Linked DNA regions of Homo sapiens: region 1 is linked to region 2. A link is an interaction called in ENCODE POLR2A ChIA-PET data of the cell type or tissue named here. Cell type or tissue: OCI-LY7. All regions are shown on one strand. Links, peaks and the distances in the headings refer to the core of each region. The heading gives the core; the rest is flanking DNA.

What was found. ChIA-PET counts read pairs that join two places held together with the same protein. Peaks named below come from ENCODE experiments on the same cell type or tissue, not always from the same donor. Only the 100,000 strongest peaks of a DNase experiment are listed, where the experiment ranks them.
Region 1: POLR2A ChIA-PET joins it to region 2 with 5 read pairs; 17 of 35 experiments call an interaction of 5 or more read pairs at or near these places.

The regions. Positions count from the first base shown.
Region 1 is chr4:98,973,488-98,976,416 of GRCh38, forward strand. No RefSeq gene overlaps it. Among named protein-coding and RNA genes, the nearest start is that of METAP1, 21 kb to the right of the region's middle. In OCI-LY7, for the core only: no CTCF peak of the experiment used is centred there; no DNase peak of the experiment used is centred there.
Region 2 is chr4:98,919,847-98,922,775 of GRCh38, forward strand. The region is part of intron 1 of EIF4E (eukaryotic translation initiation factor 4E); the gene reads right to left. Among named protein-coding and RNA genes, the nearest start is that of EIF4E, 7.8 kb to the right of the region's middle. In OCI-LY7, for the core only: no CTCF peak of the experiment used is centred there; a DNase peak (open chromatin) is centred at 1,645; H3K4me3 peaks cover 861 bases; H3K27ac peaks cover 1,427 bases.

The DNA of each region.
Region 1 (2,929 bases), core at 275-2,774, 54 kb after region 2:
TGAAATTTATTTTTAAAATTTCAGTATAAATTGATAATTGATAATTATATATATTTGTGGGGTACAAAATGATGTTATGATTTATGAATATGATGTGGAAAACTTAAATCAAGTTAATATAGTTATCACTTCAAAAACTTACTATTTTTTGTGGTGAGAACATTTGAAATTTGCTCTCTTAGCAATTTTGAAATGTACAATACACTGTTACTAACTATGCTCACCACACTGTGCAATATATTTTTTTTAAAACCACCTTATTCCTCTTGTCTAACTGAGATTTGTAGCCCTTTGACCATCATCTACCCATGTCCCCCACCATCCAGCCTCTCACTACCATTCTACTCTCTACTTCTATGAGTTTGATTGTTTTAGATTTCACATCTAAGTGGGAACATACAGTATTTGTCTTTCTGTGCCAGACTTACTTCACTTAGCATAATGCTCTCTAATTCCATCTAAGTTGTTGAAAATAACTGAAAGCTGAATGGTATTCCACTGTGTGTATGTGCCACATTTTCTTCATTCATTCATTTGTTGGTGGACACTTAGGTTGATTCCATAATATTGCTGCTGTGAATAACACTGCAATGGCCATGGGAGTACAGATATTTCTTTGACACATTAATTTCAAAATTTTTGAGTAAACACTCAGAAGTAGGTTTACTGGATCATATGGAATTCTATTTTTAATTTTTGAGAAACCTCTATACAGTTTTCCATACTGGCTGCATTAATTTACACTCCCAACAACAGTTGTACAGGGTTGCCTTTTTTCCACATCCTTGCCAAGATTTATCTTTTGTCTTTTTGAGAATAGCCATTCTGACCGATGTGAGGTGATTTGTAGTTTTAATGTGCATTTCTCTAATGATTAGTGAAGTAGAACATTTTTTCACATATCTACTGGCCATTTGTATATCTTCTTTTTTTGAGAAATATCTATTCAAGGTCCTTGTCCCCACCAACTTTTTTTTGAGACAGGATCTTGCTTCTAGGCTGGAGTGCAGTGGCACCATCATAGTTCACTGTAGCATCAAACTCCTGGATTGAAGCAATTCTCCCTCATCCTCCAGAGTAGCTAGGACTACAGATATGAACCACTGTGCCTGACCTTTTTGTGTTTTTTTTTTTTCCTTTGAGATGGAGTCTCGCTCTGTTGCCCAGGCTGGAGTGCAGTGGCGAGATCTAGGCTCACTGCAAGCTCCACCTCCCGGGTTCATGCCATTCTCCTGCCTCAGCCTCCCGAGTAGCTGGGACTACAGGTGCCCGCCACCATGCCCGGCTAATTTTTTGTATTTTTAGTAGAGACAGGGTTTCACCGTGTTAGCCAGGATGGTCTCGATCTCCTGACCTCGTGATCCACCCGCCTTGGCCTCCCAAAGTGCTGGGATTACAGGTGTGAGCCACCGCGCCCGGCCCTTTTTGTCTATTTTTAAATTGAATTTTTTTTGTTTTCTTGCTATTGAGTGGTTTGAGTTCCTTATATATTTTGAATATTAACTCCTTTAGGATGTAGGGCTTTGGCTTACAAATGTTTTCTCCCAATCTGTAGGTTGAGTCTTCACACTGTTAATTGTTTCTTTTGCTGTGCAGAAGCTTTTTAGTTTGATGACATCACATTTGTCTACTTTTGTTTTTGCTTCATGTGCTTTGGGGACCAAGTGAAAAAAAAAAATCATGGCCAGAAAAATGTTATACAGTTTCTCTTCTATGTTTTCTTTCAGTAGTTTTACAGTTTCTGGCCTTTAACCCATTTGGGTTGATTTTGTATACAGTGTGAGATAAGGGTCCATTTTCATTCTTCTGCATGTAGAGATCCAGTTTTCTCAGCACAATTTCTTGAAGAGACTATCCTTTTCCCATTGTGCATTTTTGGCAGTTTTGTTGAAAATCAATTGACTGTACATGTATGAGTTCATTTCTGGGATCTCTGTTCTGGTCCATTGATGAATGTATCTATTTTTTTTTTATTCCCAGTACTATAGTGTTTGGGTTACAATTTATATATAGTATATTTTGAAGTCAGATTACTGTGGTGCCTCCAGCTTTGTTCTTTTTACTCATCATTGGTTTGGCTATTTTTTTTTTGTTTTTTTTTTTTTAATAGTTTCATATGAATTTTAGGATTATATTTTCTAAAATGACATTGGAATTTTGATAAAGATTGCATTAAATCTGTAGATTGATTTGAGTAATATGGACATTTTAACAATATTAATTCTTCTAATCCATGAACATAGAGTATTTTTCTATTTATTTGTGCCTTCTTAAATTTCTTTCCTCAACTTTTTTTTTTTCATGAAAATCAAACTATCTTGTGCACCCAAAGACATTATCAAGAAAGTAAAAGGCAACTCACAGCGTGGGAGAAAATATTTACAAATCATATAGCTGATAAGAGATTAATATCCAGAAAATACAGTAAATTCCTAAAACTCAACGCTAACAACAACAACAAAAACAACATATTTAATACCACTTAACTATTTAAAAATGGTTGAAGTAGTGAATTTTATAATTTTACCATGATAAAAAAATTGGAAAAAAATTTATAGGCTATCCAAGGTTTCAACTACATTCTCAACACTTATACCACTGTATCCACTGTATCCCTTTCCCAGCCGAAGCGTGTGTTTAAAAAAAAAAAAAAAAAAAGAAAACCCAGGATGAAAACACTAAAGAATACTGCAACTTCTTTAATGAGTTAACATATTTAAAGTCTCTCATACATAGTAAGCGTTCATAAAATGTTAGTTATTATTCTATAGATGCTAATTTTTTAGGAACAGGTAGAGGCATTTTTTCAAATTATTTTATTTATTTATTTTTTTGAGATGGAGTCTCGCTTTATCACCCAGGCTGGAGTGCAGTGATGTCATCCTGGCTCAGTACAACCTCCGCCTCCTGGGTTCATGCAATTCTTCTG
Region 2 (2,929 bases), core at 324-2,823:
CCATGCCCGGCCAGAATTTCTAGCTTCTGAGGCCATACTGCACAATTAGGTAGCCATTACCTACATGTGGTTAATTATTAATATTAAATAAAGTTTAAAATTTATTTCCTTGGTTGCACAAGCCACAATATCCAAATGCTCAATTACCATGTACAGCCAGTGGCTACTGTATTGGACAGTAAAAAATACCCTTTCCATTATCTCAGAAAGTTCTCCTGGACAGACTTTTTCTAGTAGAATCCTCAAAAAATTGTAATTGGGCAATTTGGAAAGGGGAATGAGGTGGTTGGGGAAGATAGGCAGGAGATAGGTTTTCCACATTAGACAGAACTTAGCCTGTGCCAGATAATGTCCTTAATATGACTCATGCTAATTCAATCCTTGTTGTACTTCAGTATAAATTGGTTTCCTTTGTAAACCTATGCATTTTATGTAATACATGTTAAAACATTCTTTTTTCTTTTTTTTTTTTGAGACGGAGTTTCACTCTTGTTGCCCAGGCTGGATGCAATGGCACCATCTCGGCTCACTGCAACCTCCACCTCCCAGGTTCAAGCAATTCTCTTGCCTCAGCCTTAGCTGGGACTACAGGCACCCATGAACACGCTCGGCTAATTTTTGTATTTTTAGTAAAGATAAGGTTTCACCATTTTGGCCAGGCTGGTCTCGAACTCCTGATCTCAGGTGATTCGCCCATCTCAGCCTCCCAAAGTGCTGGGATTACAAGCATGAACCACTGTGCCTGGCCTGCATTTTAAAACACTCTAAGATAGGGGCTATAGGCTTTACCAAATTGCTATTTTGGACCATGAGTATGTAACTAAGTCAAAGAAAAAAAACAAAAAATAAAGAAAAGCTAAATACCATGATGTATAAACCAACATCCAAAACAGATTTTACAATCCACAACATGGTAACAAAGTATACAAGTTCAAATGAAAAAAATTTAACCCTCCTAATCCCACCATCCATAAACCATCTGGCATATTCTTTCAGTTAGAATTTTACACTTATTTGTGTACCTACGCATCAGTATCAACCCTAACATACAAGTTTTACTGAAGGATGGACTTTAGTTTTGGTTGAATTTGTTCCTCTTTTTACACAAGATAGTAATAAAGCTTGACACTCAGGTTTGAGTTCTCTCTCACTTATGTTAATTATGAGTTCTATAAAAATAACTTGCCTTGCTAAAAATTAAAAAAAAATTTTATATTCAAGTGCTATTCCTTTTGCGGCACCAAAACTTTGTATGTAACACTTAAGGAACTATGTGACCGTGGTAGAAAGTTAAAAATCACTTGAAATATGAATTCCTCACCTATAAAGTATTCATTTATTCATCAGAAAAAGAACTATAAGAAAAAATATACATTTCACATATCAATTAAAATATCAAACTTTCTTGCCTTAGTTAATACTTCTGACCAGATTTTGTGCCAACATAGGCTTACTGCCCCATAAGAAGTTTCACGGCAATACTAATATGTTGACATATATATGTAGACATATATATCAAAATTAGTTACAATATTTTTTTCTGTGCTCTGCTCATTACAATGACAGTAATGGAGTGCAATGTCATCATCTCGGCTCACTGCAACCTCCACCTCCCAGGTTGAAGCAATTCTCTTGCTTCAGTCTCCCAAGTAGCTAGGACTACAGGCACCCGTGACCACGCTTGGCTAATTTTTGTATTTTTAGTAGAGATTACAATGACAGTAATGAGCAGAGCACAGAAAAAAATATTACAACTAATTTCTGTATAGCATTTTGTAGTAACAAGCTTAAAATACACCAAGAAACACGTATGTGTACATTTTAGCTTAAACTTTTTCAAAACAACTGTTTTACCCTTTGCCAGACTTATCACCAAAATTACTAAAAGTACTAAGGTAGTTAAGTCTAGAATAAATCCAAAATTCACAAACTTTTAAAAATGTACTAAAACTTTTTTCACTAGCAAAATATTTTAACTGGGAAATCATACGAACTAGCAAATGCCAGAAATCAAATTAGAAAGGGGGAGAAGGTTAAGTGTCCATCCACTTTCTTTAGAAATCCACAAAGTTCTCAATTAGTTACTAAAACACGATTGGTGTAATTGCTTGGTTTAGTCCTCAAGATTATATATTTTTGTTATCTAACATTGTAATATAACAGGGCCTAAAAATAAATGCCCACACGTTTTATTTTATAGCTGTAGCAAAACACATAGTAAGCTTATCAAAACACATCTCCCCTTCTGAAGTCACCCAAGCAAAGCACATTACATGCCTACTTGAAAGAGTGCAACGGTTAAGAATATACACTCTGCACTTTGGCTGCTTTAATTTAAACTCCACCCCACCACTTAATAGCTGTGTGATTTTGGAGCAAGTTAGTCACACAATGTTACTTCATCTGTACTGTTAAGAATTAAATGAGTTAGCCTGGCGCGGTGGCTCACGCCTGTAATCCCAGCACTTTGGGAGGCTGAGGTGGGCGGATCACGAGGTCAGGAGTTCGAGACCAGCCTGGCCAATATGGTGAAACCCCATCTCTACTATAAATACAAAAATTAGCCGGGCGTGGTGGCACGTGCCTGTAGTCCCAGCTACTCAGGAGGCTGAAGCAGGAGAATCACTTGAACCCAGGAGGCGGAGGTTGCAGTGAGCCGAGATCGCGCCACTGTACTCTAGCTGGGACAACAGTGAGACGCTGTCTCAAAAAAAAAAAAAAAAGAAATAAATGAGTTAATATATGTAAAGCATTCAGTGTGGTACTTAACATAGAATAAGTGCTATGTGTAGCAATTACAAATAACGATCTTTCTACATTAAAAATAGCTGTTACAAACAAGGTATGTTTATAAGGTTTTTTTAGTTAGTTGCTTACAACTATAAATCCATATCCTTAATTCCATATCCCTATAAATCCAATGCTGGTT